Linked DNA regions of Homo sapiens: all the other regions are linked to region 2. Evidence: chromatin contacts called from ENCODE Hi-C or POLR2A ChIA-PET data. All regions are on one chromosome and are shown on one strand. The core of a region is the stretch at or near the end of the contact, and the rest is flanking DNA. Distances in the headings are between cores, read along the strand shown. Region 1 has its middle 84 kb from the start of MIR7706. Region 2 overlaps AKAP13 (A-kinase anchoring protein 13). Region 3 overlaps AKAP13 (A-kinase anchoring protein 13). Region 4 overlaps AKAP13 (A-kinase anchoring protein 13).

Evidence for each region. Hi-C counts contacts between places; a loop is a spot of excess contacts on that map. ChIA-PET counts read pairs that join two places held with the same protein, here RNA polymerase II (POLR2A). Pooled maps may share reads with other maps.
Region 1: a loop to region 2 is called in a pooled map, with 2.7 times the contacts of the local background. The contact joins two enhancer-like sites. A Hi-C loop is called at or near these places in 2 of 37 single-sample maps with no recorded cell type and 6 of 50 pooled maps. POLR2A ChIA-PET finds 5 or more read pairs at or near these places in 1 of 52 experiments (activated CD8-positive, alpha-beta memory T cell).
Region 3: a pooled map shows a loop between it and region 2 (5-fold over the local background). The contact joins two enhancer-like sites. A Hi-C loop is called at or near these places in 1 of 37 single-sample maps with no recorded cell type and 10 of 50 pooled maps. POLR2A ChIA-PET finds 5 or more read pairs at or near these places in 1 of 52 experiments (activated naive CD4-positive, alpha-beta T cell).
Region 4: a loop to region 2 is called in a pooled map, with 6 times the contacts of the local background. The contact joins two enhancer-like sites. A Hi-C loop is called at or near these places in 9 of 50 pooled maps. POLR2A ChIA-PET finds 5 or more read pairs at or near these places in 3 of 52 experiments (A673, B cell and activated T-cell).

What each region holds. Positions count from the first base shown.
Region 1 is chr15:85,295,447-85,298,602 of GRCh38, forward strand. No RefSeq gene overlaps it. Among named protein-coding and RNA genes, the nearest start is that of MIR7706, 84 kb to the right of the region's middle. Within about 2 kb of position 1,310, at least 3 of the 41 ENCODE cell types and tissues checked have a DNase peak (open chromatin) inside an H3K27ac peak, as active enhancers do.
Region 2 is chr15:85,542,481-85,545,659 of GRCh38, forward strand. It overlaps AKAP13 (A-kinase anchoring protein 13), which reads left to right. Exons shown (of 37, transcript NM_007200.5): 5 at 1,292-1,475. Among named protein-coding and RNA genes, the nearest start is that of AKAP13, 160 kb to the left of the region's middle. Within about 2 kb of position 1,356, at least 23 of the 41 ENCODE cell types and tissues checked have a DNase peak (open chromatin) inside an H3K27ac peak, as active enhancers do.
Region 3 is chr15:85,723,705-85,726,624 of GRCh38, forward strand. It overlaps AKAP13 (A-kinase anchoring protein 13), which reads left to right. Exons shown (of 37, transcript NM_007200.5): 27 at 2,706-2,782. Among named protein-coding and RNA genes, the nearest start is that of LINC02883, 34 kb to the right of the region's middle. RefSeq lists an enhancer at 2,663-2,920. Within about 2 kb of position 1,471, at least 9 of the 41 ENCODE cell types and tissues checked have a DNase peak (open chromatin) inside an H3K27ac peak, as active enhancers do.
Region 4 is chr15:85,406,964-85,409,951 of GRCh38, forward strand. The region is part of intron 1 of AKAP13 (A-kinase anchoring protein 13); the gene reads left to right. Among named protein-coding and RNA genes, the nearest start is that of AKAP13, 28 kb to the left of the region's middle. Within about 2 kb of position 1,453, at least 15 of the 41 ENCODE cell types and tissues checked have a DNase peak (open chromatin) inside an H3K27ac peak, as active enhancers do.

The DNA.
Region 1 (3,156 bases), core at 60-2,559, 250 kb before region 2:
GCAGATCAGCAGCCTGTCTCGGCCTGTTGGAACTCTCCCTTAGTGTGTTGGAGACGTTGAGACATTGTGACAAAAGTATGGAACCAGGAGTCAAGGAAGCTTCAGTCCTGGCTCGGGCTACTTATTTTTTGTTCAAAGTTAGCTTTTCATTTAAATGTCTGTGTTTCTGTTTCCTTGTTTAAAAAATGTTATAATATATGGCTATCGTAAAGTTGTTGCAAAAACTCAAAGGAGAATACAGACATTTAAGATAGTCTGCATGGGCCGGCATGACGGCTCACGCCTGAAATCTCAGCACTTTGGGAGGCTGAGGTGGGAGGATTTCTCGAACCCAGGAGGAGGCTAGGCTACACTGAGCCATGTTCATGCCACTGCACCCCAGCCTGGAGCCTGGGTGACAAGGCAAGACTTTATCTCAAAAAAAAAAAAAGACTTTTTTTTTTTTAAGTTCTGGGATACATGTGCAGAACCTGCATGTTTGTTACATAAGTATCCATGTGCGGCCGGGCGCGGTGGCTCACGCCTGTAATCCCAGCACTTTGGGAGGCCGAGGCGGGTGGATCACGAGGTCAGGAGATCGAGACCATCCTGGCTAACACGGTGAAACCTCGTCTCTACTAAAAATACAAAAAGAAATTAGCCGGGCGTGGTGGCGGGCACCTGTAGTCCCAGCTACTCGGAAGGCTGAGGCAGGAGAATGGCGTGAACCCGGGAGGCGGAGCTTGCAGTGAGCCGAGTTTGCGCCACTGCACTCCAGAGCCTGGGAGACAGAGCGAGACTCTGTATCAGAAAAAAAAAAAAAAAAAAAAAAAGTATCCTTGTGCTATGGTGGTTTGCTGCACCTATCAACCTGTCATCTTGGTTTTAATTCCCGTATACATTAGGTATTTGTCCTAATGCTCTCCCTCCTCTTGCCCCCTACCCCCCAACAGGCCCGTGTGTGATGTTTTCCTCCCTGTGTCCATGTGTTCTCATTGTTCAACTCCCGCTTATGAGTGAGAACACACAGTGTCTGGTTTTCTGTTCCTGTCTTAGTTTGCTGAGGATGATGGTTTCCAGCTTCATCCACGTCCCTGCAAAGGACATGAACTCATTCTTATAAAAAAGACATTTAGTCTTTGGGAAATAAATACTGAAGATTAGCTTCAAATGGACAGTGGTTTGGATGTGATTCTTGCATCTCTGACTAAATCGTAAACTTATCCAAGTCATTGTCCACTGTGGCTCCCACAAAGCTTTCAGGCCTGTCTTCCTTGGTGATCTTGCTTTGATGTGCTATGAAAGACTGTCCCAGCAGATGGCAGAAGAGAACTGAGTCAGGAAAAACCAGCCTGGGTATTTCAGTGTGCACTGTGCACTGGGTAAAGCTTCTGCACCTTAATGTCCCTGCCGCGGTAGCGCTACACGTCGACTTCACAATCGCTGCTGAACTTCCCTAATAAAGGTGGGTCAGCAAAGGCGTGAGGGTTACCACTCTATCCAAACACCATGTCACTGAGACTCACTTAGGAAGAACATTCATTTCCTGAGTACTTCCGTAGTACTGGAAACGGGGATGAATACAAAATAGTCCCTGTCCCCACAGAATTCATAGTCCAGCTGAGATCAAATAAGGACAGAACAATTTGCATTTTGCCGGGCTGTCCTCTAATGACAATAATTTCCTGAATGTTTTCAGGTTGCCTGTTTTAGCCATATGTTCTTCTCTGGCCGCTTCTCTCCAGCCCCAGCCTCAAGTCCAACTCATGATCTCTGGCCTAGGATACAGCAACAACCTCCTAAGGGAGCTGCCTCTGCTCTTATCCACCTCCAGTTTATTCTCACCGCATAGACAAGATAATGTTTTAAAAATGCAAATGCGATTACACTGTATACCACCTACTCAAAAGATCTAATGGCTTTGTATTGACCTCATAATAATACCCCTGCCCTTAATCTTACTTAAAAGGCTTTTTGTGATCCGATCCCTGTTTTTCTTCTCCTAACTTATCTCACCCTCTCCTCCTGCAATCAACTCAAGAGGCTGACTTTCAGTTTCCCAAATGATTTTTATCCCCTACCAGATTTGCCCAAATTGCTTTTCTCTCTACCTAGAATGCCTTAAAACTAAAACTCACTCCCTCCCATCTACCCATCCTCCTTAACTTGGCTAACTAGTATTTATTCTTCTGCTCTCAGGTTAGATATCCTTTCTTTTGGGAAACTATCCCTGACAGTATAAGGCTGGGCTGAATAATCCTCCTGAGTACTCCAGAGCACCCTCTGCTTCCATTCCCCTCGCATTTACCGTATTTCTTCGTAATGAGTTTGCGTATCTTCCCCTGTCTACTGTAAATTCCTGGCACATGAGGACTTCCTCTCGCACAACAATGTATCCCCATTTCTTGACACAGTTCTTGGTACAGAGCCGCACTCGATCAAAACTTATCAAGTAAATGAATAAATCAATCATAAAACACAATTGATACCATCCAAGAAGTCATAAAATTCTTGGGGCACAAGGTCTTAGGAGAGTAGATCTTTCTGTGTGTATCAGCCATATCCCTTTTTTTTTTTTTTTTTTTGAGATGGATTCTCTCTCTGTCACCCAGGCTGGACTGCAGTGGCACTATCTCGGCTCACTGCATCCTCCACCTCCCGGGTTCAAGCGATTCTCCTGCCTCAACCTCCTGAGTAGCTGGGACTACAGCCACCCCCCACCACACCCAGCTAATTTTTCAATTTTTAGTAGAGATGGGGTTTCGCCATGTTGGCCAGGTTGGTCTTGAACTCCTGACCTCATGATCTGCCCACCTTGGCCTTCCAATGTGCTGGGATTACAGGTGTGAGCCACCATGCCTGGCCAGCCATATCCCTTTTCATCAAGATGTTGTCAACCATACGCTCTCAAATCAAGTTGTGACCAGGTGCGGTGGCTCACGCCTGTAACCTCAGCACTTTGGAAGGCCAAGGCAGGAGGATTGCTTGGGCTCAGGAGTTCAAGACCAGCCTGGGCAGCATAGGGAGATCCCATCTCTACAAAAATCATTTAAAAATACTAGCTGGGCGTGATAGCATGCACCTGTGGTCCCAGCTACTCAGGCGGCTGAGGGGGGAGAATCATCTGACCCCAGGAGGTCAAGGCTACAGTGAGCCATGATTGCACCACTGCCCTCC
Region 2 (3,179 bases), core at 106-2,605:
ATAGAAGCATTTGAGGACTTCACAGTAAGGAGAAAACCACTGGGGTCCAAAAAGTCCGAGTGCTTAGTGAAGAAGTTTAGACCCGTGGGAGGCCATGAAGAAAGAGATGATAGCTAAGCTGAGGCAGGCACAACTTCAGGGTGCCATTCCCAGCTCCCTGGAGTTAAGTGTAGTACAGCCTTGTGGGGCTATATGTGGCATCCCTGCAAAGACCTCAGCTCCTGTCATCCTAGGTTGGGCACTGAGGACTGCTGAAGGAAGAGAGTATTGCTAGTGAACCTTGAATGTAATTTGATGTCCAAGAGGACAGTGAAGAGAGCCGGGAAACAGAGAGGAACTGGGATTTAATGAATGTCTACTACAGCCAGTCATAATACTAGCATTTCATCTACCTCTTCTCATTTGTTACACCTCTGTGAGTGAGGTGTTGGTATCTCACTTTAGGGATGAAGAAAGTGAAGTTCAGAGATGTTACATGAATCACGCTTGGTCACACAGATGGTAAATGCCAGATTCGAACCCTGATTTGTCTAACTACAAGCCCTTCCTCATTCTGTCACTTTCAGAGTGACTCACTTTACTAAGAGGGAGCCTTTATTTCAAGTTAAATAAACGTTTTCCTTTCTGCAGTTATTAGTGGATTGTCTTAGAGTTAGTCTTCCTTATTGTGCCAGGAGATGCATTTCTTCCTCTCATTAAACAAATAAATAAAGCTGGCAGTGCCAGAAATTTGATTTGCCCTTATTGTGTAGGAATAAAAAGACCCATGTGTACTGAACAAGCAGAACCTGTTTTTAGTGTTTAACTAGCCAACTCCTGTCTGGGTGTTCTTTTAAAAAGTAATTATACCATTTATGATACACCCATTTAAGTCCCAACAGCTATTCCCTCTTGGACCTCATGTTGTGGGGCTGCATTTGCTTCTGTTATTATTATTTGAGTAAAAGAACGTGTGTATGGGTCGCCTTTATATGCCTGCCTGTGAAATTGGTTGAACAAACACTGTGTATTAAGTCAGAATATAGAAATGTCCTGATTCTCTTTTGCAGGACTGTGTTCGATTGAAGATTTTGCTTCCTATACTTTCTATGCTTTTGTAGCTTTGTTTTGCCTTTACTTGAGGGCTGATTCTACCTGGCCACAATAAAGCTGTTCACACTGTATGTTGTAGCTTAACTTTACAATCTTAGGCACTTGGAGGCAGTGGTGTTTACATAACTTGTCTTTATGTTTGTTTGTTTTTTGTTTTTATATTTTCCTCACTTACGTTCATTTTCTCCCCCATTTACAGATGCTGGCCCGCGAGAGACATTGATGCATTTTGCTGTGCGGCTGGGACTGCTGAGGTTGACGTGGTTCCTGTTGCAGAAGCCAGGTGGCCGCGGAGCTCTCAGTATCCACAACCAGGAAGGGGCGACGCCTGTGAGCTTGGCCTTGGAGCGAGGCTATCACAAGCTGCACCAGCTTCTAACCGAGTAAGTGCTCCTTCTGCCTTATTTCCCTCCTCTCATCCCCAGCCCCACCCCCGATTCATAGGAGTACCACCCACTTGGCATCTCATTGTGTGTTTGCCGCAAATTAAAACCTCAGCTCTGTATCTTGCCTTCTGCTGGAGGTTTGTAAGCTTGCTCCTGCTAACCACTTCATTGTCTGAGAGAGAAACGTAAGTCGTGTTAACCATTTTCTCTCTCGTCTGCCTGCCTGCCTTCTTCAATTCTTATCTCTTATATTTTACTATTTTACTCAAAAGTCAGAATGAGCCTTGTCTGTGGAGGTAGCATAACATTACCAATGTATACAGTTTATCCTGGTTTAGTACAAGAGGAAACAGATTTCCTATATCATATATTTTTTTCTGGTATGTCTTTAAGACTTGAAAGAGTTAATTAGAAACCAGTACTTCCATATTATAATTGCATACAGAAAATATTGTAAACAATTAAGTTTTGGATTGAATGTAATTTCTGTGAATAAAATTTGAGAGCAGTGGTTTCTTCATATGAACAGCAATAAAAAGCAACTGAATTGTCCTGGAAATGTGCAGTAGGAAATCCTGTCTGTTTTTGGGCTCAATTATTATATGTCCTGACTCTTTAAAGAGTTCTCTAGAGGAAGGTTGTTAGTCAAAACATTTGAAGAGCGCTCTTTTATTCTTGTATAAATAAAGAAATAAACACACTAGAGCAGCCAAAAGTTTTTATTGGAATGTTTATATAAAGAAGTTTCAAGAATAGTTTCTGTTGTTTAATACATTTTTATTAGTTTTGTGGTTATCATCATTATCTTTTCCACCACATTATCTGAACAAGTATAAACCCATTGGATCTATGTTCTTTAGCAATTGAGGGACCTGTGCAAATTGAGTCAGTATTAGCAAATTCTCAGATATTTTGCTCATGCCAGATTTAATTTAGTTGTGCTTTATGTTTTACCATTTTTAACTGTGTATATAGTCTGGAAGGACCAAAAAGAGACCTCAGAATGTAGTGCTACTTACGGTTATGTAAACAGCTTTTTCTTGATTCACTTGCCAGGCTTATACCTTTCCCCATCACGCTAGACAGACAGTTCTTTGCAGAAAGCTTTCTGATGGGTGCTACAGATACAGTGGTGGTAGGAGGGGCACTTATCTCAAATGAGCTTTGGATACCTGAGCTCTCCTAAGACAGTATTCCAGGGAGTGATACATTCTACTCCTTCACACTTCCCATCTGGCCAATGATTGGATTCATTCTACGGTTAGCCTCATGGCCTCAGGAAGAGAGGCCTTGTTTCAGAAGTTGAAACAGTTAACTCTGCATAACTATTGTGAAGTTCAAATGCATTTCCTCTAAATTTGATTTTTGCTGGGAAGCAGAGTTGGTTAAGGACTGCCATCCAAATGGGGAAATAAAGTGATTACAACAGCTTCATTATATCCTTGGAGGGGATGTCACAAGACTGTTATTGCAGCACAGCTTTAAGGAAACTAGAGTGTGTTTGTTCTTTGACTTTTTTTTGCTTACTTTAAAAGTACTACTTCTGTTACATGTGGGAAAGCCACTTACCTCCTTTTGAAGGGAGATTGGTAAGGGAAAACCAACCTGAGAAATCACCAATAGAGGACCCTGATAGGAGAGGATGAGCACCTTGCTGCAGATCTAGCTCTTAACTTGAATTCTGGGATGTTACTGTTGTGA
Region 3 (2,920 bases), core at 221-2,720, 180 kb after region 2:
CAGCGAGTTTCACAGAATCTGTGAGTTCAAAACACATCACTTGTTCACAAGAGATGTTAGAGGAGTTTGCAGCTCCAGACACCTAATAGAAAGTTAAGTTTAACCCACATCAATTAGATTTTTTTATTGTTATAATTTATGATATTCGTATATCTTTAAAGCAAAATAAATCATAAAGGATGCCCATTTTCCATTTGGTTTTAATTTTTACATTTCTAATAGTCAGCCGTATCAAGTTAAAGAAGCTATGAGGCTTGTTTTTTAATTTATGTGTACATTTGATTTTTTTTGTTTGTTTTCATCAAACCTATACTCCATGGGCCTATATGTTACACCAATAGCCTTGAATTATACCCACCCCGTCGCCCTGGCCTCAGTGAGCTGAGGACATTGAAGCAGGGTAGGCCAGTACTGTCAGCCTCACTGGCATAGAAAGAAGGTGGAGGAAATGGGTGCTGCTTTCATTTCTGAGGTATAAGTGATGATGTAGATAACTGCTATAGGAAATGCCCACGCATAGAACAAATGGTAAAGAAGTTCCAGGCAGTCAGCTGGTTTCAACAATGAATAAAGCAGGACACCCTGCTTAGAAGTTGAAATCAAAATGAAGAGCCTTGGAAAGAGATACCTGCTCTACAGTGTGGTGAGTGCTGGAATGGAGGAGAAAGCAAGAGGAATAGCAATAGAGTCAAGTCTTGAAGGATGACGGCACATAAGGAGAAAGTGTTCCCCACACTAAGGAAGAGAAAGTGGAAGCACAGAGTTGAAAGGGTGTGGCACATCCAGGGAAGAGTGGACACCCGGGACTCTCACGTGAGAGAGCAGAGTGAATGACAGGGGAGTGACGGGAAACCAGCCCAAAGAAACGGGAGGGGCCAGGTTGTAATGAGGTGCATTCTCCAGACTGAGGAGTTAACAGTTGATACTATTGATGAGGGAAGGGGGCAAAGAATGGGTTCAAAAACGAGAACGGCAAGCAGGAGAGGGATACATGAGGTGGTTTTTCAGTATGACAACTAGGGGCAGTTTAGAGTGCAGCTGGAGTGAAGAGAGACTGGTGACAGATAAGAGACTGTGCAGTGCTTTGGGGAAGAGCTCATCTGGGCCTGCATTGTAGCAGAAGGCATAAAAAAGAAGGGCAGAAAAGATTCAGAGAAAGAAATCTCCTTTCCCACCACCAGCTGGCTGTGTATTTCATGGTTCTGTGATAAACTTAAACTAAGGCTCCTTCCCTCCAGTCTTAATATTCCATGATGTTCTGAGAGCCCTAGCTCTCTTTGAGACTTTTACGCTGTCTGGCAGTTCAGAAATACCTGCCCCTTCTTGTAAAGGCCTGAATTTCCTAGAGCTGCTGTTGCCTGGATCCAGCGCTTTATTCTTTCCTTTACATAGCAATTTATTTATTCCCAAAATAAAAACTAGTAGATTCCAGCTGTTGCAATAAAGTTGTGGTCAAGCCAGCGGCAGAACGATAGGTTTTCTGGCCTAGAATGCCTCCTGTAGAGATAGGAGTTGGTGTTTAGTCATTTTCACCCCCAAGTGAATTCATGCCAAGAACAGCCAGTACTATGTTGGGTACTCTTTGAAAGGGGTGGGATTGTTTTTCTCTGATCCACTGACACTGATCATATAAACTTCAAGATTCAATGAAGTTAAAATGTGTGTCTCTGCTTTTTTGGGGGGAGGGGGAGGGTGCAGGCACCTGAATTATTTAAAAGTAAACTTTAAAAAAAAAACTTTTTCATAACTGATGGCAGTACACAGAAAATTGCAGTAGTTTAGCCTAAAAAAATTAGACCTCCCTAGGAATCAGATGTCCTTGCTTCTGTTTTCTTCATAGCTTTGCAGTGAATTCCACAGAAAGGGGATTTCAGTTGCGGCAGAGGTAGAAGAAAAGGTGGGGCATGGACTGCATAAATCAGTTCCATCCTTTCCCAGGGAATTGTGGACTTCACTTTCCACAGTGAAGATGTTACATAGGGGCCAACCTGCTAGCTCGAGATAGACTCAACTCCAGAGACATCAAACCATCCTCAGGAGACTAGTGGAAAATGTTACTACCTACTCCTAGAGGATTAGTCAGAGCTAGAGTTTAAGCTGACTATTGCATATGGAGCTGAGGAAAGAGCCCTATATTCACATGTACCTGTAAGACTGGAAGGCGCCTGCCTGTGTGGCCACTCTTTGTTCTTTTGAGGGCATGGAAGACGTCTTTTCATTAGACTTAGATATTTCTATACTTCATCTTTGGGCAGCATTCCTGTCTCCTGCCCCACACCTTTCCCATTACTGTAATTAGAAGTCGAAAAATATTGCAATCTGAGTATTTTTTGGAGTATCCTGCTATGTGTTGCTGTTTAACATCTGTACAAGTCCAGCTTTTCAGCTTTATTCTTAAAAGTATTTTATTCTTAAAATCTTGTCTTATGGGATATATCTTTCTAGGACTGAGTACTTAAACTTTTCCAAAACAAGGCTTTGGTGATAAATCCCATTTTAAAATGCTGCTAAAAATCTGGTGACCAGATCTGAATCCTGGAGAACTGTAAAACTGTTGCTTTGGAGGAGTGTGATCTCAGATCATAGTTTGCCCGTATAGGGGTGTATGTGTTGCTGAAACACCCTTCAATAAAAAACCTTCTGACTGTGGGTAACTATTAAGTAGTCATCGTTTTATCTTCCCTTCTCCCATTTCCATTTTCCAGAGGTTCAAGCAGTTCTTCTCACTGACATTTTAGTTTTCCTTCAAGAAAAAGACCAGAAGTACATCTTTGCATCATTGGTAAGCTGAATTGTTATTTTTGTAATAGTATTATAAGCAGCTAGTTTAGTTATGGAATGTAAGCACTATGTTATTGCTCTCCCCCGCCCTCTTAAAATTAAATGGCTCAGGACAAATTCCTCTGAGTAATTTCCCACA
Region 4 (2,988 bases), core at 203-2,702, 140 kb before region 2:
CTCTGGAGGATAAGATCTCTGGATTTTTTGTCCTACTTACAAAACAGAAATAATATATTTTATGCTAGTTACAAGTAGTATAAGCTCATTGAAGAAATATTTAAGCAGAAGGAATGTGCACCAGCCACTAGGAATGCAAAGATAATTGGGGTATAGTGAGAGATATGGAAATTTGTTGTGTAACAATGTTAGAGTACCAACTTTGTGGTATACAGGCTTCTAAGGAACACAGATGAGGGATGAGGGATGGGACGGGTGTGCTGGGTCTTTTTTTTTTTTTTTGGGACGGAGTCTTGCTCTGTCACCCAGGCTGGAATGCAGTGGTGCGATCTGGGCTCACTGCAACCTCCGCCTCCTGGGTTCAAGAGATTCTCCTGTTTCAGCTTCCCGAGTGGCTGAGACTACAGGCATGCGCTGCCATGCCTGGCTAATTTTTTTAAAATTTTTTTTATTTTTAGTAGAGACAGGGTTTCACCATGTTGGCCAGGCTGTTCTTCAACTCCTGACCTCAGGTGATCTGTCTGCCTTGGCCTCCCAAAGTGCTGGGATTATAGGCATGAGCCATCGTGCCCGGCCTGTGCTGGGTCTTAAAGCATGAGTAGGAATTTGCCAGGCCTGGGTTGAGGAGAGAAAGAATGGAATGATGGTTCTGCTGTGATACACTGTGTGCAAAGAAACAGACGTCAAAGAGCTTGGTGTGTTTGAACTCAGTGAGCAGTGAGGTGTAGAATTATTTCGTGTGGATAGGGTGTGGTCACCGAATTAGGTTAGAAAGTCAAAATGGGGTGGGTGGAAGCGTCTTTTAGTTTGTCCTCTTGAAGCAAAAGGGAGGATAGTCTGGTTTTGTTTTGGATACCTCATTCTGTGAGCAGTAGAGGATAGTGGCTTGGCAGAGGGAGAAGGGAGCATTGCCTCTCAGACAAGTTAGAGGAGGCCATTACCATAGTTTTGGACAGATTGTGAGGGCTTGAATGCAGTGAGGTTGGAAGGGAGCCAGCAGATCTAATGGACATTTTGAAAGTTGAATGGATGAAACTTGTTGAGTAGATGGTGGGAATTAGGAGGTGGTAGTTGTCCAGAATAACTGGGAATTTCTAGCACAGGCTGCTGGGTGAATGAGAGTGCACTGAGGGGCATGATTCATTCTGGCATGGGAGAGGAGTTGGCTTCCTGGAAGTGGTAATGTTTACATTTGGCTTAGATTACCTCATTCAAAGTGGTTCTTGATTTTGCCCACAATCTATTTTAGAGTCCATTTATTCATCTAGAAAGTACCAACTGCTTACTGCATGCCAGTAATTGATATTTTAAGAATATTAAAAAATGTTAATTGTGGTAAACACACATACCATAAAATTTACCATCTTAACCATTTACCGTCTTAATCATTTTTAAGTGCAGAGGCAGTGGCATTTAGCTCTTTCACATTGTCGTGCAGTCATCACCACTGTCCATTTCCATGACTCTTTTCATGTTGCGGAACGGAAATTTTGTACCCATGAAACAATAACTTTCTATTTCTCTCTCCTCCGTGTCCCTGGCAAATACTTTTCTACTTCCTGTTTCTATGGATTTGACTATTCTGGGTACTATATGTAAATGATACCACACAGTCTGCGTTCTTGTGACTGGCTTACTTCACTTAGCACAATGTCATTAGAATTCATCCATGTGGTAGCATGTGTCAGAATGTATTTCCTTTTTAAGGCAGAATAATATTCCATTGTATGTATATACCACATTTTGTTTATCCATTCATCCACCAATGGACACTAGAGTTGTTTCCACATATGGGTTATTGTGAATAATGTTGCTTTGACCATGGGTGTACAGACATCTTTCGAAGTCCCTGCTTTCAGTTCTTTGGCGTATGTACCCAGAGGTGGACTTGCTGGATCATATGGTAATTCTATTTTTAATTTTTTGAGGAGCTGCCATACTGTTTTCCATAGTGGCTGTACCATTTTACATTTCTAACAGCAGTGCACAAGTGTTCCAGTTTCTCTGTACCCTCACCAACACTTGTTATTTTCTGTTTTTGTGACAGTAGTCATCTTATAGTGTGTGAAGTGATATCTCATTGTGGTTTTGATTTGCATTTTTCTAGTAGTTAGTGATGTGAGCATCTTTTTATGTGGTTATTGGCTATTTGTATATCTTTTTTGGAGAAATATTTGTTCAAATCCTTTGCCTGTTTTTCATTTTTATTTTATTTTAATTTAATTATTTTTTTGAGATGGAGTTTCACTCGTCGCCTAGCCTGGAGTGCATAGGCACGATCTCTGCTCACTGGAACCTCTGCCTCCCAGGTTCAAGCGATTCTCCTGCCTCAGCCTCCTGAGTAGCTGGGATGAAAGAGTGCACCACCACACCCAGCTAATTTTTTGTATTTTTAGTGGAGACAGGGTTTCATCATGTTGTCTAGGCTGGTCTCGAACTCTTGACCTCAGGTGATCTGCCTGCCTCGGCCTCCCAAAGTGCTGGGATTACAGGTATGAGCCACCCTATCAGGTCCATTACCCTTTTTTTAAATTGGTTGTAGGAATTATTTATGTATTCTAAATATTAATCTCTTATTAAATAAGAGTTGCTAGAATTTTCTCCCATTCTGTGGGTTGCCTTTTCACTCTGTTGATTATATTCTTTGATGCAGCTAGTAGTAGTTTTTTTTTTTTTTTTTTGAGACAGAGTCTCGCTTTGTCTGTCGCCCAGGCTGGAGTGCAGCGGTGCGATCTCGGCTCACTGCAAGCTCCGCCTCCTGGGTACACGCCATTCTCCTGCGTCAGCCTCCCGAGTAGCTGGGACTGCAGGCGCCCACCACCACACCCTGCTAATTTTCTTGTATTTTTAGTAGAGACGGGGTTTCACCGTGTTAGCCAGGATGGTCTCTATATCCTGACCTCATGATCCGTCCGCCTCGGCCTCCCAAAGTGCTGGGATTACAGGCGTGAGACACCGCGCCTGGCCTGATGCAGCTAGTAGTTTTTT